Linked DNA regions of Homo sapiens: region 1 is linked to region 2. The links are chromatin loops, found by intact Hi-C in ENCODE. Cell type or tissue: chondrocyte. All regions are shown on one strand. Links, peaks and the distances in the headings refer to the core of each region. The heading gives the core; the rest is flanking DNA. Region 1 overlaps HTR7 (5-hydroxytryptamine receptor 7). Region 2 overlaps PCGF5 (polycomb group ring finger 5).

Region 1 (17,911 bases), core at 5,964-13,963, 500 kb before region 2:
TAATTACTACATAGTGCCATTTAAAAAATATATATCTGCAAAGAGACCTTTTCTGTTTCCTCACCTGCCTTTCATGTCTACCATTTTTTGGTGGGTAGGGGTGGGAATCAGAGGACAGAATTGCTTAGGCACACATTTGATTTAAGATACATAGAACACAAAAACAAATTCTCTAGAAGGAACAGACTGGTGTTCTGAAGCATTTCCCAAGAGTGGTCCAGGTGACCTCGCTTCACACAATTTGGTTTAACACAATGCAGCTCAACAAGAATGAACATGTTTATGCCCCATCTCCAGAAGCATCACATTTCATGGAAAACCCATCATTCCCACACTTCTTCCACATAACATACAGTTATGGGCCAGCCCATGGGTGGGCCCACTGCAGCCTTGTAGAAAATGAGAGTCAAAAACATGCCAATAATCATGTTAATTACAACGCAGTTGGGTACCACTTGAGCTTCACTGCGATAAAAATCCTCACAGAAGGCATCCCACTCCCCTCTCAAGACCCTTCAGAGCACGAGAAAAAGCTTTGCTCATGTTGTATGCTTCTCTCCATCCTGAGACCTGTTCCTGAGTTATACCATAATAAGTGAGTTAACACAGAAAAGTACATAGGTGGGGAAATCACAGAGACCCTGCAGAAAAGCCAAACTATTTGACAGAAGCTTGAAACAAACACTGCTCTGGGAAATCATTTGTATTAGCTGATGACTGGATTCTGTTTTCTAACATGGACATGCAACATATTCAACACTACGCTCACCGCAGTTTGCTTGGAAAAGCCTTCTGTCATACAACAAAATACATTCTGTCTCATGAATGATTCCTGCATATTCACCACAACGCCTAGACTCAGAAGCATGGGAAGTGTGCACTGGAACTTTCTCCCACTTGCATGGATTTGGACATATGCAAAGCACCAGAAACTGCTTCCTTTCTGGAACTCAGTTCTGTTGGTGTGCTTACTGCTGAGATGATCTGCTATCTTAAACTGAGAACACACAATAGCACTGATCCACAGAAAAAAGGAGAAGTCACCATCTCCCTCATAAGATAGTGTGTACAACAGATCACCCTGTTTGTCATGTTTTAGACATCCCAAGAAAGGACAGAAGCTGCATTCCATTCTGCAGACTCAGCAAATGACTTCCTTCTGTTTCCACCTCTATTTTGCCTTGTTTATTTCATCTCCATTGTTCTGCTTTCAATCATGAATCATGACCTTTTTTTCTACAGTAGTCAGCATTTTGTCTAAAAAAAAGAGAGAGAAAAATAGAAAATAATTTAGTAGAACTGTAAATGTGAGTTTTCATTTTGTGGTAGGTGGACTTAATTTTTACAGCAGTCAGTAATTTGAATCATTTGTGGCTTTTAAGGGATTATGAGTATCCTTCAAGGGAAAGAAAAAGTGTTGTGACTCTTTTCATAAATTTCATAACTTCCACAAGTTGCCAAGGCTTTAATATATTTGCAAATCAGCCCCAAATAACCCATTTAGAAATTCACCTTTTTAATACAGCTATAGCAAAAAATGACTTTGCTCTCAAAAATCCTTGCAAAATACTATTGCACCTGCCCCACTTGAAAAGAATAATGACTAAATAATGATTACCAATGAGACGTGCTCTCTCCCTCAAACCTAGGAAGGTGTGTTATTGTAAGGTATGTGTGTAGGGACCAAGAAACTTCACTTCTCTCCCTCGTTCCTAGATGCTCAGAAGTGGCATTAGTGATAGAGAAGTGTCAGCCAAGGGCTGAGAAAAAGTCCCTTTCTCCTGGTGTAAAGCCACTCCCCTGACTCTGCACCTCCACAGGCCTCAACTTACCACACTACATCATGTGCCTAAGAGCTAGGTCTATGAGGACCCAGAGACTGGGACTGTGCCCCTAATCTCCACCTACCCACCCCATCTAAAGCACCCCCTACCCTGCCATTTGGCTGTCTTGCCTGCAGTCCTGCTCTTCCTTCTTTGAGGTCCCCCTCTCAGCCCAGCCCTTCAGATGGGTGATCAATAGATGGATTTTGCTGGAGACATGGTTTCTAGCTTTTCCCCTCAGCCTCACACAATAACACCTGAGGACAAGTACTGCACTTCAGCCCAGACTCAGCACTCTAGGCTCCACGTATCTGAAGAGGGGACTGGCAACCATCTGTGCTCCACAGACACATTCCTAGCCCAGGGCCACTGTCTCTTCCCAGCACAGGAGAGACAGTGCTTTCTCCAGCTCAGCACGGCTCTGCTCACATAGTTCATGTTCTGAATTCCTCCAGACCACAGCACTATCTCCAAAGTCTCCCTTTCCTTGCTACCCACCTGCTAACCAATTGTGATGGTCTGGAGATTGTAGCACCCACACAGATACCGGTGGCCTCTTTTCTGGTCTCAACAGCACCCTCCTTGTGCAGGCCCTCCTGCAATTTATGGCAATTCAAAGCAAATCCATAAGTAAATCAAATTTTAAAAGAAAAAAAGAATCCTTGATTATATTTCATTATCATATTTGGTTTTATATTACCAATCTGTGAATACTTGTGAAAAGGATTAAAATTGATAGCAGTAAATTAAAATTACCAGTGCAAAAGTATTCACAGCTTTTCCTCCATCTATTCACTTCATTACCCCAGGGAAAATTTTCGAGTGCCTGATGAACTCCTGAGGTTCTGGTTATGCTGATCAAGAAAATGGGGAGAAATGGGTAAATATTTGGGAGTAGGAACAGTCTTACAGGTTTGTACAGGAAAGAAAGAAACTATTATGTAGGAGAATACGTAGAGCCAAGAAGGCAGAGCAAGGCGAAAAGGTAAGAGAGACTAGAAGCCCAGAAGCTAGATGGGAGGAAAAGAGCTGGAGAAAGCCCTGAGTCTGGAGGAGTCCAGAATCTGCACGGTGGCCACAAGATGAGTGAGAGCTAGAGAGAGGCAGGGGGAGCAAAGGGTTCTGATTACAAGTCTCCTACTAGCCACCACCACCTCTGCAGCCACCCCAGCACACTAGATTAAAAGCTTCCAGAGACTTCAACTGTCCCTTACTCATCTTTCTACCCTACCATGCCTGGTTCCATGCTTTGTACATAGCAGACCCTCAAATGTTTCTGGGAAAAACAAGCCAATGAAGAGACTCCTTACATCCATTTTCTACATTTGGAGTTATCCACACAGTGCTACTGCATCAGTCTTGACCATTTTGATGACTCCATTCCCCTACTTGCAGATTCACTGATCCTACTTGCAGATTCACTGATGGCTTACTACTACAGAGTGTCCCACATTTAGCATTAAGGATTAGGTACTTCTTTGTTGGGGGGTGGGCGGGGGGTTGCTGGCCTGTATACTGTAAAATCCTTAAGAGCAGCCCTGGCCTCTACCCAGTAGATGCCAGTAGTGTGCCACCCAGACTTGTGACAACCAAAAATCCCTCCAGAAATGGCCAAATGGCTACAGAGAGTTGGGATGGGAGGCAAAATTACTCCTGATTAAGAACCATTTGTCAATATTAAAAGTCCAAATTCTTGGAGCTAGCATAGAAGAGCCTTTATAATTTCATCTCAATCTACTTTTCTGCTTTGATCTCTAACAGTTCCTGCACCCAAATGCTTAGCTTCAGCCAGATGGTCCTTTGTATAAGCTCCCACATTGGTGCCTTTACAAAAAAAGTCCTCTTCACCTAGAATACCATTTCTGCTCTCCTTTCACTATAAATGCTTTGACCAACTTCATAGACATGCTTGAGTTCATATCCTTCAGGAAGTCTTCTCTGATTAGGGTTAGTGTAAGCTCTGAGTTATTTTCCTTTCCTTTGAATCCCATAGTTTTTCCTGTCTCCACCTTTCCTTATTACAGAAAGGTTGCCATGTGCATATGTCTTAGCCTAGCCAGGCTGCTATAACAAAATCCCATAAATTGGTAGCTTATAAACAACAGAAATTTATTTCTTATAGTTTGAGAGGCTGAGAAATCCAAGATTAAGCCACCAATAGATTCCATGTCTGGTGAGGGCTCGCTGTCTGCTTCATAGATGGTAACTTCTAGCTGCTTCCTTACATGGTAGAAGGTATGAACAAGCTCCCTCAGGCCTCTTTTATAAGGGCAATAATCCCATTCATGAGGGCCCTGCCCCCATGACCTAATTACCTCCTAAAGAATCCACATTTTCATAGTATTGCATTGGGAATTTGGTTTCAAAATATGAATTTTGCAGGAGACACAAACATTCAGGCCATAGCAACATATGTCTGTTTGTGTAAGGTATATCCAACAAAATTATGTGCATAAGGACATGAAAGATATCATCTGTTTTCTGTATCTTCCTCAATGCATGGCAGCCATATTAGAAATTTCCTAAAGTTGATGGATATTTTTAGGCTAATCGTCCTTAATGAAGTAGATATTCTGTAATTATAAATTCAAACTGAGAGAAATGCAAAGAAGATACAGCAGACTATGGCCTGTTGGCCAAATACAACTGGCAGCCCCTTTTTGTAAATAAAGTTTTATTGGTACACGGGCCTATCTGTTTACTTATGTCAGTGACAAATTACTCATCAGTGAGATGAGTAGTTTCAATAGAGACCATATGGCTAGCAAAGCTTAAAATATTTACCACTTGGCCCTTCACAGTTAAAGTTTGCTGACCTCTGTCTTAAGCTTACAGGAAAACAACACCCAAGCCTCCAGACTAGCTAAAGATACAAAGGCAAATATCTTTAGACTTTATGTTAGCTGATTTATTTTTATAAAAGGCACAGTAGCATAGAAGTTAAAAGCACTTTTGAACACAGATGTCCTGGGCTCAAATCCAGCTCTATCACTCTCTATATGACTGTGGGGGAAATCATTTGACTTCTCCACGCCCTTGTTTTGTTATTTTCAGAATGGAAATGAAGAAAACTAACCTATCATAAACTTTTGAGGATTAATTGATCAAATTCACATAAAGTGCTCAGCAAAGTGTCTGAGAGTGAATCCTCAGCAAACGCATGTTATTATTTTAAACTGGAAAACCTTTTTGTGCTACATTTTAAAGATTACCATTTTATGATCTATCTGAATTATCTATGAATCATTAACTAAAATAATCAATAAAATGATTCTCAAGTTTTTTGACCCTATGGATGCATGCAAATATAGCAGTGTTTCCTTGCTCATGACTTTATCTGTTCTTTCCTACTTTATACACTGGCTGCTTAACTGGATCCCCTGCCACCCATCTTTCCCTTGTCTGCCCTCCTCACTATTGCCAGAGAGACCTTCCCATGTTACTCCTGAGAACTAAAACCAACACGCTTTCCTTTTCCTGTGCTAAAAAATGCTGCAGCCAGGCAAAATAACCTAGCTATTTGTTCTAGGAAATAGTCACTTTCAGAAGACTATATGCCAACAAAAATAGCCTACTTATCAAGACTAGTTTGCTCATTAACACTCACTTCACAGCCCTCATCTAGCTGTACTTACCAGTCTAAAGCTATTATGTCATAAACTCTGCCTAATCCTCACCAGTTCCCTACCTTCAAATCACCCAGCCCAAGCCCCAAAACCCTATCAATATCCTTGCCTTATTTCCTTCATCTGAGAAACTACTAAGACTGTCTAGGAGTGGATACCACTCGTAGTGCAGTAAGTCTAATAAACTTTACTTACTTAGAGTAACAATTCATTCTCATTGTCTTCTTAGAGAGCTTATGGCTAGTCTCCAGCTCAAAAATATTCTGAGACTCTTCACTGCCTATATACTGAAGTCACTTGACAAGTATAACTGCATAACATTCAATACAAGCATCGGGGTGATTCATATCACAGCTACCACTTAGGGACTGTGTGAACATAGGTCAGTTACTTTTGTTCCTGAGCCTTAAGTTGTTCTTCTGAAAAGTGGGGATGCTAGAAGCACCTATTTTGCAGGTAGCATGCTGCATAGCATGTAGCGGGTGTTCAATAATGGTTAGCAGTTATTACTTTTATTTATCATCTATTATGTGTCAAGCACTGTACTAGATTCTGCAGAAAGAAATCTGATTAAGACATTGTTCCTTCTCTGAAGGAATTCAAAATCCTAATGGTCAGTTCAACGAACTCTTATAGGCATAGTAAGATCTCTGGGTTTGCTTACAGTACATGTTCTAGAACTTAAAATTACATTTTTTAATGCTACTTTTTATATTGTGAACAATCTCGTGTACAAAAGAGTATATAGAAGTAAACATGAATGCCTGTGAAGCTACACTCAGCTTAAGAATTAGCATAGCTGTAGTCTTCCAACTTTCAGTTGTAAGATAAAGGCAGTCCAGTATAAGAAAAATGAGTAGCACTGGGATTCAGATGATGTGGAATCTAGACTTAGTTGTGACACTAGCTAAGTGTGAGACATCTCACTTTTCAACTCCCAGTTAGCTCTTCTGTTGAAAGACAGGGGTGGACAAGATGACCAGGAAGGTCCCTCTCTGCTAGAGTGGTCCCTGGTTCTCTAGTCTACTCCTCCCTGCCAGGCTCAGTGAAGAACGACACCTCCAACACTAATCTGCTCATTCTCTCACCAGAACCTTCCAATTTTTCATTCCAAGTTTATTTTTCCCCTGACTTTCAAACGTGAAGAAATCTCCTCTACCTCACATTTAAAACAAAGTCTTCATCAGACATGTTGACACCTCTAACTAGTATACTATCTCTTTCCTTCTTTACAATGCCAAATTTTTAACATGTGGGTCACTTCTGAAATTTCCATTTCTCTATCACCATCAGATCCTTTTTCAGATCCCAAGAACCTATTGTAATTGCTTCCTTGAAAGTCACTAAGACTTCTTAGACCAATTCTTGGTTCTCACCTGCCAAGATGGGCAGGAACATTTCCTAAAAGCTCCTGTGGCTCTTTTTCTTTTATTTTTTAGAGGCGAGTCTTGCTCTGTCAACCAGGTTGGAGTGGCATGATCATAGCTCACTGCATAATCCAACCCCTGGGCTCAAGCTATCCTCCTGCCTCAGCCTCCCAAGTGGCTAGGATTACAGAGGCGCTCCACCATGTCCGGCTCTTGTAGCTTTTAAGACCTTGCCTCATCCTGGCATCTCCCCACACTAACAACTCTTCTTTTTCCTGGGCTGCCTCCTTTCAGCCCAGGTGAATGTAACTGCATACTAAAAAGATCATTGTGCCTCCTACCTCAAAAGAAGAATTTATCTGTGAAGGATGAGGTTATCAAAAAAGCTTTACTGGACAGAAGAATAATAACAACTAAAATAATAATGTTACACAAATTCAGATGTAAGGATATCATTTGGATGTCATTTATGGAGAAAGAAGGGAAAATATCACCTGCCTTGTTGTCAATCACATCAATTGCAATTCATCAGCAAATTAGTCTCATCTACCAATCCAACTAAGTACCTATTTTTGGCTTTTGGAATTTTACTGGGTGGAAGACTGGAGTCTATACTGTTGTCAATTCAAATCTGGTATGTTTAGTAAAAACTAAGCTAGCTACTCGTTCAGGAAGCTTTCTGTGATGTGCCTCAAAAAGCTGCATAAAAGGGTTTGGGGGATAAAAGGAAAATAGTGATAAATGACCTTACAGCACAAACTCAGGTCTCTCTGGCCTCTCAGCAAGCTTCAGGGCTTCATGCATGCCTGCAGCTGAGAGCTTCCGGTTGATATTCCGGTACTGGCACTGGAGCAGGCTGCGATAGGTGGTCCTCAGGTCCCGGTTGAAGAAGGCATATATAAAAGGGTTAATGAGAGAGTTTGCATAGCCTAGCCACAGAAATGTCCTCTCCACCCACAGTGGGATGCAGCTGCAGGAAGTGCCACAGATGAAGGGTCTGGCTGTCGAGAGGAGGAAAAATGGCAGCCAGCACACGGTAAAGGCCCCGACGATGATCCCCAGGGTGGTGGCTGCTTTCTGTTCTCGCTTAAAGATGGAGATGTTTTTCCTTTCATGCTTGAGGAGTCTCGAAAGGTTTGCACACTCTTCCACCTCCTTCTGGAGCTTCACTATGCCATTCAGGGCGATGACGCTGTCTGGCTCCACTCGAGGGAAGCCAGGAAACTTGTGTTTGGCAGCACTCTTCCTGGCAGCCTTGTAAATCTGGTAGTACATGAAAAGCATGACGGACATGGGGATATAAAATGCCACTGCGGTAGAGTAAATCGTATAGCCAAAGTCCTGGCTGATCAAGCACACCTTATCATCATTTACATTCTGAGCCCATCCAAAGAGTGGAGGTAAGGTGATGGAGGCGGAGAGAAGCCAGACGGAGAGAATCATCTTCGCCATGCATTTCCCATTCTGCCTCACAGGGTATGTGAGGGGCCTTGTGATCCCAAGGTACCTAGTGGAGAGATGGAAAGATAACAGATGAACACCGTGATCATAACTGGTCAACCAAGCAAGTCCTGCCAGCCAGGTACCAGCGCCAGTCCTCGCAACAGCCCTTCTAGGTAGGCATCATTACTCCCATTTTGCAGAAAGGTAAACTAAGGCTCTGAGATGTTACCTATTTTATTCCGGGTCACACAGAGGCATTGCCAGATTGTAGCCTGAGAGCCCTCTGACTCTAAAGTCAGTCCATGCTTTGTGCATGCCTTATAGTTTTTCACAATCCACGAAGTCAACAAAGTTTAAAAAGCTCTCCGTCCCCATGACCACAGCCACCAAAATCAACCAGGACAACATATCAACTCTGATGTAGGATGTTGTGACACATTCTCAAAACTTAACCAAGGTCTACCACACTCTGGTATTATACACCCAGTGATCACCCCAGCTGTCTTAATTTAGGCCAGCTTTTAATTCATTTTAGCTTTCCCTTTGCATTACAGCAAAAGCATTTCTTTAAGATCACACAGATTCGTGAGATAATTTGGGAATCCTAGAGTGTTGAAATGGTTAGCAAAAAATGATCATTATTATTATCATTATTATTGTTATTATTTTGCCCACAGAAAATTCTCACACAACAGCAATGTCAGAGGAACAATCTAAGAAATAAAAGCAGCCTGACTTCTCTCTCCAGTTCTTAGGAGAATCACAAAACAAGGGTGCAATTCTGAAAAATGTTAGGGAAATCCAACATTTTCTCTGTGCTTAGTTCTATAGAGGGAATAAATATTACTCCAAGTCTGTGATCAAGGATTTGTAATGCAAACAAGTCTGTGCACACAGAGAAAACATATACAGAAAAGATGTTCTGCCAAATGCTTAATATTTTTCAGCTTTTCAAACCTGTGTTTTCCTCATATTTAATAGTCGTAGAGTCTTTTTTGGAAAGCTAGGAGCACTTGAGAAGCAAAGACAGAAAAAAAACTGGTCATTTTGTTGTTGTTTTTACTTCCTTTATGTGTATAAAAGATACATTCTTGAAACATAAAAAGGAAAGATACAGAGAGTCCCTAACTTACCAACAGGTTATTTTCTGAAAGTTAGTCAGTTAGTAGGTTAGAACTCAAAAAACAATTTCTGCTAGAAATATCCTTTAATACTTAAATTATCCCACAAAAGTCCAAAATCATACTTTCACAATGAAAATTAGCATCACTATAACACTTACAGGAAGACAACACTGAAATATAGTAAAAAATAATGAGCCAGATGTTCTTACTTCTCTAGAATTCTTTCCTTCAATAAGTATTAATGGAGCTCATTTTACTGGACAGGTTCTGTTCCAGGTGTTGGGGATAGGACAGTGAGTAGAAGAGACGAAAATCCTGCGTGCAGGCAAATGGGGAAATCATGTCAGATGAAGGGGAAAACCTGAGGCCATGGTAATGTTGAAGGGAACTTCTGATCCCTTCCAAGGAGCCAGGCGTTCATGACGCTGGTTCTTCATTTGCAAACTTCCGCCTCCCCTTTTCCTTAATAAAGCTGACCTACAAGCACTACCCTTAGATTTATCAGCTGTAGTTAGGATTATGATGTGGCTCCCAAACAGAATGAGGGAAGAGAAAGAGGGAGGCTTTCCTGAGAATGCAAGAATAAGAGCTAAGAAAAAGGCGGGCAGTGCGGGGGAAAGTAACTCAGAAGAAGAGAGGGAGTGAAGGAGTAAGGAAGAGGGAAAAGGGAAGAGGGAGGGAAAAGAAAAATCTAGTCCTTGTTCTCAACCAGCTCCTGTGAATGTGGCCTTTTGGGCACCTTCCTTATTTCCCCAGCAGCCTTTCCCAGACATGGATTTTGATTTCTCGTCTTTCTTTGTCTACAGCCCCAGCATAAATGCCTGCTCTCAAGCCTCAATGTGGCATCCAAGACATGAGCCCAGGATGGTGCCTCAGGTTCACCAAGGAGTGAAGTCCAGCAGGTAGAGGTTACTTTACACAATTCCCCAGGAGGCCACCAGATGGCATTGTCAGATCATTTTACACCTACTTACTGGGAAGGGGGGTGTTTCAATAGGGTAGGTGGTTGAAGTAACAGGTATTATGTTGGAAAAATTATGACAAAAAAGGTTGTATTTTATTTGTGGAGCATTTAAAAAATTAGCATGCCTGGAATTCACAACCTAGTAAACTCCTATTTTGAGGAAATCTGTTTTCTCTCCCATTTCTTCACACTTTCCTTACTAGAACTATGCCTTCCCACTTAAATAACAATCCCATCTTTTTCCTGGCTAAGTAAATAATACAGAATTCACAAAGATTAATCCGGAGAGATTAATAGAGTACAAAGAACATTTCAGAATTTTAGATAATCTCATTTAAATGGTATGTTTATTCATTCTAGTACACTTAGGCTGACACATTATATTTCAATCATGATTAGTCCATATTCAGTCTGCCCTGGATGTACAAATTATATTTCATAAACTCTGTTCTACATTAGGCACCATTCTCTAATGATTTCAAGACATCCTACAATAAGGTAGTTATATTTACTTCTTAGGCTCCTCACTTCCACCTGGTGAGACATCATAAGGCTAAAATCAACTGAAATATTACTAGAAAAAAAATGAGTGCTTACTAACGTGTCTGGATATAAAATAAATAAACAAAAGTTAATATTTTGTTTTAACCATTAACAATCAGAAAATAGTGTGGAGATGATGCAATTAACAACAACTAAAAACACCTAGGAAAAAGCTTTTTAAAAATAATACCTACAGTCTATATGAAGAAAATACAAAATGCTACTGAGGTACATTTTTTAAAATACTTAAATCCATGGGGGAAAAAACTTGTTTTTTCAATAAGAAATTCTAGTATTATAAAAGTACCTATTTCCCCTCAATCTATAAATACCATATAACCCCCAATGAATAAACTGGCATGGCTTTTGTTAACGATTTTAAAGCTCACCAAGTCAACATGCAAAAATGTACAGATAATCTGAAAAAGAATAATGAAGGGATACTTATCCCATTAAAAAAAAGTATAAAGCCACAGAAATAAAAGCCCCAAAATAATTATTCAAAAAGATATCAATAAAACAAGATAGGTTCAAATTGATTCAAATATATAAGGGAATTCAATATAAAAGGAGTCACTTTAAATCACTAGTAAAAAATTGGATATTCTTGAAGTCTCACAACTGGCCAGCAATTGAGGTAAAAGTATTACTGGCTTCTTATCGTTTGATTAAATATAAATCTCACATGGATCAAAGATTATCATGTAAAAAAATTAAACCCTAAGAAAATATTGGCAAGTATTTCCACAATTCTGAGATGACAAAGGCCATTCTTAACTATAATACAAAAGCTTGAAAGTACAAAATGAAACATCAATAAATGTTTGTAACAAACAAAATAAATAAGTGACATTTATAAGCAACATTTAGTTTAATTCAAAAATCATTCTGTGAAGAGTTAAAAGTCAAATCATAAACTAGAAATCTAAATGGCAATATCACAATATTCACAGATTTCCTACAGGTCAATACAAAACACAGCCATCCCATAGTAAGAACTTCAGAGTTTGTAAAAGAAAAAACAAAAAGCCAACCATCCCAATAAAAATATTTAAGCAATTGATCAAAGAAGAAAAACTAATGGACAAAGCCAGGCGCAGTGGCTCATGCCTATAATCCCAGCACTTTGGGAGGCCAAGGTGGAAGGATCACTTGAGGCCAGGAGTTTCAGACCAGCCTGAGCAACATAGCAAGACCCTATCTCTATTTTAAAGAGAGAGAGAGAGAGAGAGAAAGAAACTAATGACCAATAAGCACTTAAAAATATTCAGAACTTCATTAATAAAGAGATGCACATTTTAAAATGACACATTTTTATCATTTGCAAATATTTAAGAAAGACAAAATCCAATATTAGAAAACTGAAAAAGCAATCATTCTATTACGTTGCTATTGGGAATGTCAACTGAAATAATTTTGGAAGACAGTTTGGCAATTATCACACATCTAGGATTTTGTCTTAAGAAGATAATTGTACAAATGCAAAATGACTAATGTGCAGACATGTTACTAAACACATAATAGAGGAAAAAGAATGCAATCTAAGTATTATCAATAGGAGATTAGATATGATATATATATATACTGTATATAATATGTATAATGCAGCCATTAAAAATGATGATGTACGTCTGTATTTACTAACACAGAAACAACAGAAGAGTGGATTAAAAACACATAGCTCTTAAAGATAAGTAATAGAATATCATATAACATATATTATTAACCTTTCTATATAAAACTGGGTGTATGCTTGTGTGAGCATGTCTGTGTATGCTCAGATGTCTACAAGAATATCAACTAAAATATCAATAGTAGTTTTACCTGAGATGAAGAAATTTTAATGATTTTAAATTTCCTCTATATTTTCTATGCTTGATATTTTTGTAGTGAGCATGTAAAAAAAACACTATTTTAAGAACAAAATAAAAGATTTAAGAGGATTCTGAGATTCCTAATTTATATGATTCTGGCAATAGAAACAATCTGGTTCATAAAATCTTTAGAAAGCTGATAATTAAATCTTACATTGTTTTATTTGATTAGCTTGTCAAAAGTACTTTATTAGAATACATTCATAAGTTTATACAAAAGAAAAAGAACTCATTGGCCTTTAAAATCCCATAATTACTACATAAAGTAATATTGGTATTCAGGGAAGTGTTTCTCTAAATTATACATTCATTCTTCCAAACCTTGTATAGGATAAATCTTACCTTCAAGGGTGAGAAAGAAAAAAAGAAAAAAAAAACTAGACTGATTTTTAACATTCCTTAAGTATGCATGTTTAATATTTAATCACACTAACATTTTATCCTCACTGTTAATTAGAAAGCAGGATGCTTATAAAGCCTTCAAAATTTTACTGTAAAATGCATACGAATGTTAAAGTACAGTAAATCTCAGAGACGAAAGCACTGAAGTATTATATAATTGAGGAATATATGCAACTCACAATAGGGGTGCCATTGAAGTACAGGTTCAGAGAAAAAGAGGATTAGGGAGTTATAATCTGCATAGAGAGGGATCGGAAGTAAATTAACTCTGCTGCCTGTCTTCCATTCTAACTGTATAGAAATGGTAGATAATGGTTCTTTAATTAAATGGCTTCTTCTGAGTTTCACTGCTATAGAATGATAATTTAGGGAGTAAAAGAAACTAGGTAGAATTATTCTGAAATATGGTGGTTTTTTAGAGCGTTCAGCTTAAAAAGCGTTCACACACTTAGAACACCTCCTCCAGGAGATTCCTCCCTTGCAGTTGGCAAAATCCACTAGAATCTCCGGCTGATGTCAGTGGCTGCTGAAACTGCCAGATTATAAGAATCACTCAGGAGCTTTAGAAACATGCAGATTCCCAAGCCACTATTCTCATTCAAGGATTGGAGACCTAGAACTTTGTGTTTAGGATTGACTGTTCTGGGTCTTTATCCCCCACACTGCTGTCAAAGCAGCCTTCTCCCATTCAATTACAAGGACTTTATACTTACCACATGAAGGGCTTTACTTTACTGTATATTTCATCTGAACAGTTTGCTTCCAGTTTAGCCTAACAAAATCATTATGAATCATGTTTCCATTATCTCAGCTATTAGATTTCCCAGTCCTGTGCTAAATGAGATATGTGTGGTCTTTATATTTTAATCAAGTTGTAGATTTTTCTTAAATGCATAATACACAACAAGGTTTTTTAAAACCTTTTTGACCATGGTTCACAAAAAGAAATATAACATTTTATATAATAAACTGATATGTGTGTATATTTATATTTAGGAAATTAAACAAAAGTTTCACAAATCTGTATTTACCATTATAAACCATTATCTACTCTCTTCTATTCTATTTCAGACTTTTTAAATGCTGGCCTTAACTCACTAAATTGATTTCATAACCCATTAATGGATCAAGGCCTAAAGTTTGAAAATTACTCACCTTCACCAAACATATCAAAAGGTGTTTAACATCACGAGTCATGACAAAAATGCAGATTAGCACAATGAAATGTCACTAACAGCCATCAGAGTGGTTAAAATTAATGATGATGATGATAAAAACTATAATGCCAAGTGTTCTGTGAAGATATGAAACAATTGTGATTCTCACACATTACTGGTGGGAATGTAAACTGATGCAGTAACTTTGGGAAACTATTTGTAATATCTATTAAAGCTAAATAATACACACTCTATGATCTAGCAATTCCAAGTATATAATGAACATTAACCAAAATACACATACAAAAGTTTATAGCAGCACTGTTGGTAATAGCTCCAAATGAAACTAATCCACTCTACAGAAGTAAAATTAGTATAACTCTATAATAGTAGAATAAGTACATAAACTGTGGCATATTTATGCAATGGAATTCTATAAAACAATGAGAATGAACCCACTACTGCTTGTCAACATGGATGATTTTCACAAACATAAGCTCGAGCTAAAGAAGCTAAAAAACAAAAAAGAACATACTATTCAAAACCAGGCAAAACTAGCTGCTGGTGACAGAAGCCAGAATGGCAGTTACCTCCGGGGAAGAGGAAGTCCTAAGCAATGAGGGTGCAGGAGGAAAGCTTGGAGTTCTGAAAATGTTCTTTCTCTTCCTCTGGGTGTGTTACATAGGTATGCTCACCTTGTAGAAAGTAAGTGAGCTATTCAGTTATGATTTGTGCAGTGTTCCGGATGTATGTAAATCAGGTTTTTTTAAATACTAAAAGTAAATTTTTAACAATACACTGAACTTATCATTTGCCATTAACCTAGATGCTAACCTGTTCTCTAAAACCAATGTTACAGTGGGGTTCCAATACACTTTTAAACCATTTCCATCAGTGTTTCTAAGCTACACTTACAGTTAGGAACAATAAACAACTTAAATTCCTTATTCTGCCCTCAGCATTGAGGGAGAGAAGTAGATAAAAGAGAGAGGGGGGAAGAAAGCAACAAAATTCAACCAAGTTTGGAAACACAGTAGCAAAGCCTCCTCTTTGAGAAAGGATATTATTATTAAACAAAAAAGAGAGTTTCCCTTAAGAGAGAAAATCAGATTTAATTAAAATAAAATAAGTCACTTAATTCTAAAAGTGCCTGTAAAAATTCATATATTATATTTGTTAACTGTTGCTACATAACTAATTACCACACTTTAGTGGCTTAAAACACCACCAAGGAAAACCCTGTCATAAAAAAAAAGAAAAGAAAAGAAAAAGAAAAATACATGTCTATTAAAGGATTTTTAGACAATTATACAAAGTCATGAAAATGAATAGTGTGAGAAATAGTAATGACCCCTGAATTATACTTGTTAATTACTTCAGTTGTATATGGATTCACAATAAACTAAATTTTCCAAAGAATTTGGCCTTTTATTCCTCAGAAAAAGGGGGCGGGGATGGCAGCAAAGAAAGAACCAAAATTTATCAGCAATAATAAAAGAAATGAATGGCATAAAACCTTAGCTAAAAACTTTTTAAAGGTTAGAGGCAGGAAAAGAAAGGAAAATATTCTGTTTTATGATGGTTCTGTGTGGCTTTCAACCCCATCCCATAGAAGCAGTACTCAAGAAACAGGGTGAGTAAATCCTTAAAATTCCAAATAACACCTTCATACTGGGGAGAAGCAAATCAAGAGGGTGAGAAGACAACCTAAAGAAAAGTACTGAAAAGCCATGAAGAGCAGAAGCCCCACATACCATTTTAGCAGAGTTAAGGGCCAACAGAACTTGTCATCTTTCAGGACACTGAGCTCAACCAGGGGAGTATGCCAACTTCCAGAAGACTGGTAAATCCTGAGCTTAGCGGGATGTTGTCTGGTCCAGGACATCTAATGAGTATTCAGAGTAAAGAGTAATCCTCCTTAACAAACTTCACTCAGCTGCGGTAGAATCTACTCCCTTCCTTTCCCCGCAACCCTACACTTCCGGGCAACTGAAAAGTAGATGCACTAAATACTAGCCTAAAAAGAGAAAAATAGCATATCAAATAAGGCAGAATATCGATGAAAATTCAACCACAGTATGTGAGAACAAACATTAGGGTTTAAATAAACAACTCATATTAAGAATGAGCAAGATTAAACTGTTACAGCAACTACAGAAACATGCTCCAACAATAACAACAATGAAAGGAAAAAAGAAAGAAAGAGAACATGGCTAAGACTTGAAGAACCAAGTCAAAAGGCAAACATAACATTCAGAATAGAAGTTGTTTTCCTAAAAGTACTTTTCACTGTAAGAGACCTTAATAAATATATGTGATCACTGAAGTAGAGGCTCAAAGATGTTAAAACAGCAGAATGAGATAAAAAGAGACTGCTAAGTTAAGAAAATAAATTGAGGCCAGAACATCATCAGGGCAGATCTAATGGATGAATGAGCAGGAGCTGAGAATAGAAACAGACAGACACACCTGGCCAGGTGCAGTGGCTCACACCTGTAATCCCAGTACTTTGGGAGGCCAAGGAGGGCGGATCACGAGGTTAGGAGTTCGAAACCACCCTGCCAATACGGTGAAACCCTGTCTCTACTAAAAATACAAAAATTAGCTGGGCGTGGTGGCGCTGGCCTGTAGTCCCAGCTACTCAGGAGGCAGAGGCAGAAGAATCGCTTGAACCCAGGAGGCGGAGGTTGCAGTGAGCAGAGATCGTGCCACTGCACTCCAGCCTGGGCGACAAAGCAAGGCTCTGTCTCAAAAAAAAAAAAAAGGAAAGGAAAGAAAAGAAACAGACACACCTGAAAAGCAAATCAATGGCATGAAGTAAAAAGGCTTGAGGTAATCATATCAATGCATATGGAAAAATTTATTCAAAATTTATTCAAGCAATTAGAAGGTGACAGGTAAGGAGAACACACAAAGATAAGACATAATAATAACATCTCCCTGAAGAAAAGTACCTAACAAGTAGGGGGGAAATTGTTTAAGTAAATAGAGCTGCAACATGTAAAAAGTATACAGTGATATAATTTAGGACATTTTCCTTGAATCAGTGAAAGAGCTGAATCTTACCAGCAAAAGGACACATAACATAGTTGGGAAAAAGCGATATAGAATTATTATCCATGATACTTATCCTAGTAAAGTTATTGAACTTCAAGACATGGAAAGACCACTGCAGGCATTTGGGAAAGAAAAAAAAATCAGAAAATATGCAAGGTAGAAAAAAAATCAGGCTGATTCTCAACAGCAGAATTCCATGCCAAAATATAATAGAAAATGTCTAGAAAGATTGAGTGTATAAAATGTGAAATAGCGGCCGGGCGTGGTGGCTCATGCCTGTAATCCCAGCACTTTGGGAGGCTGAGGTGGGCAGATCACCTGAGGTCGGGAGTTGGAGACCAGCCTGACCAACATGGAGAAACCCTGTCTCTACTAAAAATACAAAATTAGCTGGGCGTGGTGGCACATGCCTGTCATCCCAGCTACTCGGGAGGCTGAGGCAGGAGAATTGCTTGAACCCGGGAGGTGGAGGTTGCGGTGAGCCGAGATCGTGCCATTGCACTCCAGCCTGGGCAACAAGAGTGAAACTCT
Region 2 (8,000 bases), core at 1-8,000:
GAGTTAGCTGGGTGGTTCATCTGGTCTTGGCTGGGCTCACTCATGCAACTGCAGTTAGCTGTGCATTGGGTAATCTGCTGTGCTGATCTTGGGGGATGGGCTGTCTGTGGACTAGTCTAAAATGGCCTTAGCAGGGCAGCTTGGCTCTCTTCTACGTGGTCTCTCATCCTCCAGCCTTGTTCTCATGGTAGCAGGATTCTGAGAGAGAGAAATAGAGACAAAAGCATTTGATGCCTCTTAAGGCTTAGGCTTAGAACCAAGCAGTCACTTGTGCCACATTCTGCTGGCCTCAACAAGTTTTAAAGCCAGACCGTATTTCCAAGGCAGGGGAATAAACTCCATCCTTAGTCAAGGGAGGAGTTTCAAAGTCATGCTCAAGAGTCTGGATATAGAGAGAGCTGGGGACTGGGACCATTTTTGTTATCAGTCTACTACTGGGGAAGGCTGTAAATAAGTGTGTTCCATGGACAGAAGAGTATGGTATAGTAGATGTGCTAAAATTGTGTATGTATTTTGTAACATGTATAAGATTATACATCTCAGACTATTTACATGTCAGATCTTGGTGTCTTCATTGTTAGTATTTTCTTTCTCCCCCCTTTCGAAGGTTGGACAATACATTAGAGGAAATTATATTTAAGCTGGTCCCTGGACTACGAGAACGTAAGTGGCTCTTTAGGTTCTTGCAGACTTTTGTGTTTTATGAAATCAACACTTCTATTAAAGATTTCATGACTTTTACTTTTATACTCTTTCTTTTAAATTAGAAGAACTTGAGCGTGAATCTGAATTTTGGAAGAAAAATAAGCCTCAAGAAAATGGACAAGGTGACTTTTTCTTATGTCTGTTTCTGACAGCACCTCTTAAACTGGTCAGCTTTTCATAGTTTAGGTGAACTAATATGTCTCTTCAGGCTCACATTTTTCCTGCACAAAATTCATGCACCCTTTTATTTACATTACGAACCTTTTTCTCTATATGAGATTTTATATAAATGAGTGTAAATCTGAAGTCACTTTAGTGAGGGTAATTGGAAATAGAGGAAATTGGACTTTGGGAAGAGAAAAGGGAGATAAAAGAGAAGATTGGCTAGGTGTTTATAGTGGTAATTTCTAGGGAGCTAAAGGAAGCTGAAGTAAGAAATAGCCACAGCTTGCAACTAAACAGTGAAGAGTTTTTTGTTTTATTTTGTATGTTTGCCTCTAAAGGAGAGGGAGCTGAGATGTGGCTGAGAGCCAGATCAGGAGATTTTACTATGCTCTGATATTCTGGAATGAAGTTTTTATAAGTAGAGCTCAGGTGATACAAACTTATACATCATGGAAATTTAGAAAGTATTTCTGGGTGCTTATGGGAATTTTCTCCATCACCCAGATTTCTCCTCTGGGTCCCAAAAGACTCAGCAATTAGTAATTTTTAATAATAATTTCAGCAAAGGGGCAAACATTACTGAGCAGATAAAAGGCTTTTAGTGTATATATATATATATATATATATATATATATATATATATATATATATATGTATAAAATCTACACAAAGGGATATTAAAATTATAAGAAACTAGTATCGCTCCCATTTTTTTAAATATGAGATTTAATTTAGGATGTCCTAAATATCATTTAAAGTTATTCAAGAATGTGTGTGTGTTCTTATAGGGTCACTTGTAAGTTCAGCCTCCCAATCTTGGTTTTCCCATAAGATCATAGGATTGTCAATTATACATGATTAAGGTGGATGAGATCTCCCTTTTTTAATCTGTAAAATGGAGATTATCATTTTATTCGTTCAACTTAACTGTGCAAGGCTGTTAGAGCAGGGGAAGTTTGAGAATAGTTTTGATGCTAGAATAAGGTAACAAGAGACTATTTTTTATCTGTAACAACAACAACAAAAAAATGGCAAAGAAGCTAAGCCTGGCCAAAAAAATAACTAGGGCTTGTTTTACCCACGTGTACACTGCAATTAAACAATAACAACCAATTATAGTAGTAGTGCTCTAGTAAAAATACAGATAAGATAAGGCTAATTAAATATTCCAGTTTTTGACTGCCTATTCAAGAGGACAGGAGCCTGAGGGATTGTCATCAGAAGTTACGTGGTAGGTTTACTCTATGGTTCTACGTATCACAGTTTAACTTGTGAAGGGCTGTAGCCTACTTTGTGAATTTTATCTCCCTTTTCCTATTGTTTCTCCCATTTTAAAGTATTTCTGGTATTTGGTCTTTAGCTTGGGTGGAGAATTCAGATTTTTTGTTGGAGCTAGGAGTTTGGTTCATAGAAGGCAACTCCTATCTATGTATATTCTCTATAAATAAGGAGAAGAAAACATGTAGAAAAAAGAGAACCCACCTCCCCGCTCTATGGTATACCTGTAGTGCTTTTACTACAGTCATCAAAAAGGATCTGGCCAGTCACTTTGCAGGGAAGCTTTTCTACAAGTAATGTTTAGCTGGCTGATTTTTTCAAGTGTTAGCTTAGAGGTATCTCATCTGGAAATCGTCCCTGCTTCACTCCCAAAGTTTGGGTTTATTGTCTCTTTTATATGTGCATGCATAGTCCATTTTACCTCTCACATCCTGTATTTGTCTGGTTTTTTCTTTTTTTTTTTTTTTTAGCTTGCCTTTATTTGATTCCATACCCTGACCACTGTGAGAGAGAGGATGATAGCTCTAGTTTCAGTATTGTTCCCTCAGGCCTTGTATGATGTGTATCCAACATATAGTTAGAACTACTCAACAGATGAATGATAAATATAGCTGCATTATTTATAGGCTACAGGTTTGTAATAGGTGAAATACATTTGTATATAATATAAAGTATGCCATTGAGATATCTTTAATGGAGTTGTAACATGTTATGTATTAATAGCTATATACATGTTAAAAAGCTAATTCATTATACTCGTTTTTTTTCACTGGCTGATTTTATGAATAGTAATTTGAAATTTTGAGAACTTAATTTTATCATTTGAAAAGTATTTGGTTTTAATTTGAATATATACTTATTTATAAACGAGTATAATTTATATATACACCTATAAATAATTTGGAAGTATTTTTATATATTCTGTCCACTTTCTAACATAGTCTAATTACTAATTGTAATCATTTTTTTGGCTAAATACAGCTAGTCCTGAATCTTTCATTTGGATGTCCCAATGAGCCTAGAAATCTTAAGCTATGTTAATAAGTTTCCAATTTTTTTTTTTTTTTTTTACAAAATATTTCCATTGCTGAGTTGGTTGGAACATTTTAAAGATACTAAGTTCTTCTTCAAAAACTGTTAGGAAATTTTTTAAAGTTGATTTTTGTTTTGATTATCAATGTATGATTGCTTAACTTTAAAATCAACTTTGATTTATAGCTAACTTAGTTTTGTTTAAATTATACAGATGATACTTCAAAAGCTGACAAACCGAAAGTAGATGAAGAAGGTGATGAAAATGAAGATGATAAAGATTATCACAGAAGTGACCCACAAATTGCTATCTGTCTAGATTGTTTACGAAATAATGGGCAATCAGGGGACAATGTAGTAAAGGTGAGTGAACAAGTACTATGGTATTTTTATGATCAGTTTATAGTAAACCCTTGATAATTTGTTGACAAATTTTCTAATGCTTCAAAATGTTTGCTTTCAAAGTTTTAATTAACATAATTAAATAAAATGCCATTCTTTGACAATCCTATGCTTAGAAATGGTTACTATTCCCACAACTGAACTGTCTTGGGCCAATGCCACCATCTAGTGGCTAATGCCCAGAATCACACCTCTGTTTCTCCTTTTATACCTTTGCTGGAAATTCATATGCATGGTTTCTGTTTTTTAGAGTGGTGACCAACTTAGACTTAGAGAATTTCATGTCACTGGTAGTTCTAGCCCTTTTATTCATTCTCTTCTAATTTTATCCTTTATTTCTCTATTTTTATTTGCAACTCAACAAGATTTCCATGTCAGAGCTAACATATTTTGTGAATAATTTAATCAATTAGTTTTGAAGTAAAATTAGATGTTGTAAAATGCCTCTGAACTTTTAAACTCCTTGAAGGCCCTCAGTTATTTCCTATAGAATCTCCATTTCTGGTACTGTTTTCCTCTGCCTCTGCTAATTGAATCTTTCCTTAGAGGATCTTTATAGGAAGTTTAAAACACTCTGCTTTTATAGATTTTCTTTGGTCTTTAAATGGTGTTACTTTAATAATGTTTTCTACCTTTTTATTACAAGCAGCTTTTATTTTTATTACAAATCTTCACTACTTCAGCTGTTAGATTTTTGTCACTTTATCCTAGCAAATGTCAGCCACTGAGAATATTGTTTATCTCTCTGTATTCTGTGTTTTATTCAAATGCCTATATTCATTGTCTCTAATTTTCTTTTACTTCCTCTGTGTACATCTATAGGCTAGTGGGTTGAATTTTTTACTAATACGTTTAATGGCATTTTCCTATTAGGAAGTGAAAAACAATTTTTCACTTCAGATTAAGTTTTCCTGGCATCTTATAACAACATATATGAGCACAGTAATTCAGTGAATATTTATCCACTATGTGAACAGTAGACAGTGAAGATGTAAGTAGTAAGAAAAAACATCTTTCACTCAAGGAACTTGGTTAGGTCTTATACATACAAATAGTTAAGGTAATTGATTTTGTTAAGGGGAATTTATTGGACAGGGCATGTAATAAAGTGCATCTATCTTTAGAGAAATGACCACTGTACCTATTTATCCTTACAGTATTTTCAGTTGTTTCTTATGGTCTTTCCCAAAAGTCATCCCCCTTTTTGGGAAGTTCTTTTTCATAGAGTTCATGGTCATCCTTTAGCTCTCCAATACATGAGTTAGCTCATACTGAAAGTTAAATCAATGGAAAGGCTGAATATCTTCTCATAAACAAACGTAAAGTCCACTTCTCTGCATGATTTCTCATATGAAAGTATAAAAGATTGAATTTTAGAAATTTATTTGAAAAATTAACCACCCCTGCTTGTTGTTCTCCTTTTTGACATCTTTGACACTTTGCTATTCTAGTTGACCTTTTATCCATTCACTTTTTCCTTTATGGACTTTTCTTCATCCTTGTACCTTCATTCTTAGTTTATAAATGACTTTTACTAAGCTACCCTGATTCTTCCTTTTTTTCCTGTGGCATTCCTGCTTTGTCTCCACTGCCTCTACTTCTTGCCTTCTACTTGATATATGTAAGTATGTCCTAATACTTTCTCTGTATCTATTTTAGGAGATCTTCTCCATTTTCTGTGTGGCTTCAACTACGCAAAGGATTTTTTAACTTTTATTTTAGGTTCAGGAGGACATGTGCAGGTTTCTTACATAAGTAAATTGTGTGTCACAGGTTTGGCGTAAGGTTATTTTGTCACCCAGGTAATAGGCATAATAGTCAATAGGTAGTTTTTCAATCCTGTCTCGCCCCCTACCATTCCACCTTCAAGTAGGGCCTCATGTCTGTTGTTCTCTTCTTTATGCAAAGGACTTTTAAGTCCTCATTTCCAGCCCTGCTTTGTTTCCCAAGCTGAAGTGTTATGTCTCTATTTTTAAATAGACCAGTTGAGAGTTTCACTAACACCGGAAACTTGACTTGTCTAAGTTGTCTAATTCATTATACTTTCATCTAACTTTGGTCCAAACATGCAGTTTTAGTTATGACTGCTGTCTTTCAGCCAATCAAATAAGTTCAAAAGCTTCGCGTCATCTTTGATCTGTTACTCTTTTCTTTCAACCAGTCACTAAGTCCTGCAAAATTCCCCCAGTTTAGTGCTGCTCACCCTTATATCTACATTTTTTAAGTAGTTATTAAGTGTTTTCTGTACCCTTAATTTTTCTTTTGTTATCCAGGGCTAGGGCCACTTGCCTGAGTGTGTGTAAGGCCCAGAGTGAGGGCCATGACCAATCTCAGGGTCAGATGGTAAGTATTTTAGGCTCTGTAGGCCATATGGTCTCTGTTGCAATTTACTCAACTTATTCATTATAGCACTAAAGCAGCACAGACAATAGTAAATGAATGGGCTTGGTTGTGTTTCAATAAAACATTACTTACAGAAATTGATGGCCAGCCAGATTTGGCCTGAGGACATGGTCATTGTACAGGCCAAAAGTTTGCCACCTTTTGGCCTGTACAATTAAGTCATAACTCCTTACATTAGTATTCAAGGCCCTTCCCTAACAAGCACCTCTTTTAATAAGTTTATCTCCCATTAAACCCATTAGTAAATCGTCCTTTCAAAACAAGTGATTATTCCTTTATGTATGTGTTCGTTCTCTCTCTCTGTCTCTTCCCCTCCACCTCGTGTGTGTGTGTGTGTGTGTGTGTGTGTTGGAAACCATATATCTGACAAAAGATCTGTATCTAGATTATATAAAAGCTTGTGTTATGAATACTTAAGACCTCTAAAACTTTGAACAACCCTTCCTTTTTGGCGTGTTCTTTCCTCTTCCACCATCCTATGCTTCTGTCAAGACCCAGAGATTTTTATTTTTTGTGACGCTTTTCCCAACCTAGTGAATCCCTTTTCTGAAATTCTGTAGTACTTATATTTATCTGTCAATTAGGGATTAGTTTGTTATCTATTAAGGATGTGCCTAAGAGTTCTAGGCACTGATACTATCTTTTTTTTATATGTGTGTTGTCCTTGATACTAGACTGTAAATCCCTTAGTGGCAGAGACACAATGTCTGTATTGCTTTATAGCCTTCTCAGCCATCTCATTCCTCTGCAGTAGGATGTGATTCACAAATGTGGTGGGGCAGTAGTTGCATGTATAGTTTATACAGAATATCTACTGCTTTTATAATACAGAAGTCAAAGTCAAGAGTGGGATGTCAATAAAAAGAGTAGAGTAAGTATCTCTGAAAATTCACTTTTCCATGAAAGTATAAAAATACTGGCAAAAATGTTCAGTGTCAGCTTTTTCAGAGATCTGATATTAAACAAAGGCTTATAGATGCATATAGAGCATTTTATCAAGAAGATGACTAACTATCAGTATAAAGGGTGAGCTTTGTGGCATTTTAACTTGCTTTAGTTCCAGCCCCTGCTCAAATTCTGCAGTAGCCTTGAAAATAACAGCCTGCTTTCCCATTGCAGCCTCTCAGGGACCAAAGGGAAAGAACAGAGGTAGAGCTTTTTCAAAGCCTCATTGCCAAAGAATGGTCATTATTTGACTTGTCTGGTTGTTTCCTCGGAGACCCCACTTACAAGATTGTCAGTATTCGACTTGACTTGGAGCTTGCCCCCATGGAAAAAGCCTTCTCTGTGGGTGGGGGAAAGGGGCATTTGTCAAAAACAATTACAGGCAAATGTTTCAACTTTACAACTGCCTGAGGTATAGATAACATTTGGAGCAAACAAGAGACTAACCAAAAAGCTTAAATGGAAAAGCTGGAGAGTGAGATGTCCCTAGGAGCTTCAAAAGGCTGTGACATATTCCTTGAAATCTAGAGGGCCACGTGCATATGTAGAGTTGTATGCATGTTCAGGAAGGACCTGAGAAGGCCCTAAGCTCTCACCTCTGCCTCACCTTGAGGTGGTCTGCACGAGTAGGAAGTGAAGACTAAGGCAGAGTTGTCAACACCTTAGTTGAATATTGGTGGTATGCCCCCAAACACATACCCAGATTCTTGGCAAAGACTGAGCAACTTAATGGCTCCAGATGTGTAAAGAAATCTCTGTTCCATTATTAGCTGACCTCTAGGCAGAAACTTTCATGACTACATATGGTAAAGAATACAGACTTTATGGAATTAGTTTAGGACTGAAGAGCAGGCAGGAATCTGATTTCCAGTATTGCAACATTATATTATTTAAAATGTCTAGTTTCAACAACAACAACAACAAAATATGGGAGATACTAACAAATACAGTGGTCCCTCAGTATATGTTGGGGATTCATTCCAGGACCCTTCATGGATAAGAAAATCTGTGGATCCCATGTCCCTTATATAAAATGGTGTAGTATTTGCACGTAACGTATGCACAACCTG

What was found. Peaks named below come from ENCODE experiments on the same cell type or tissue, not always from the same donor. Only the 100,000 strongest peaks of a DNase experiment are listed, where the experiment ranks them.
Region 1: it touches region 2 in a loop (3-fold over the local background); 9 of 110 quality-filtered maps call a loop at or near these places.

The regions. Positions count from the first base shown.
Region 1 is chr10:90,741,272-90,759,182 of GRCh38, forward strand. It overlaps HTR7 (5-hydroxytryptamine receptor 7), which reads right to left. Exons shown (of 4, transcript NM_019859.4): 2 at 7,568-8,323; 3 at 2,322-2,419; 4 at 1-1,257. The coding sequence ends at 1,211. Among named protein-coding and RNA genes, the nearest start is that of HTR7, 110 kb to the right of the region's middle. In chondrocyte, for the core only: a CTCF peak has its summit at 10,324 (motif pointing right); no DNase peak of the experiment used is centred there.
Region 2 is chr10:91,247,898-91,255,897 of GRCh38, forward strand. It overlaps PCGF5 (polycomb group ring finger 5), which reads left to right. Exons shown (of 10, transcript NM_032373.5): 4 at 608-663; 5 at 768-827; 6 at 3,395-3,543. Among named protein-coding and RNA genes, the nearest start is that of PCGF5, 31 kb to the left of the region's middle. RefSeq lists a silencer at 1-114. In chondrocyte, for the core only: CTCF peaks have their summits at 3,749 (motif pointing left) and 3,949; no DNase peak of the experiment used is centred there.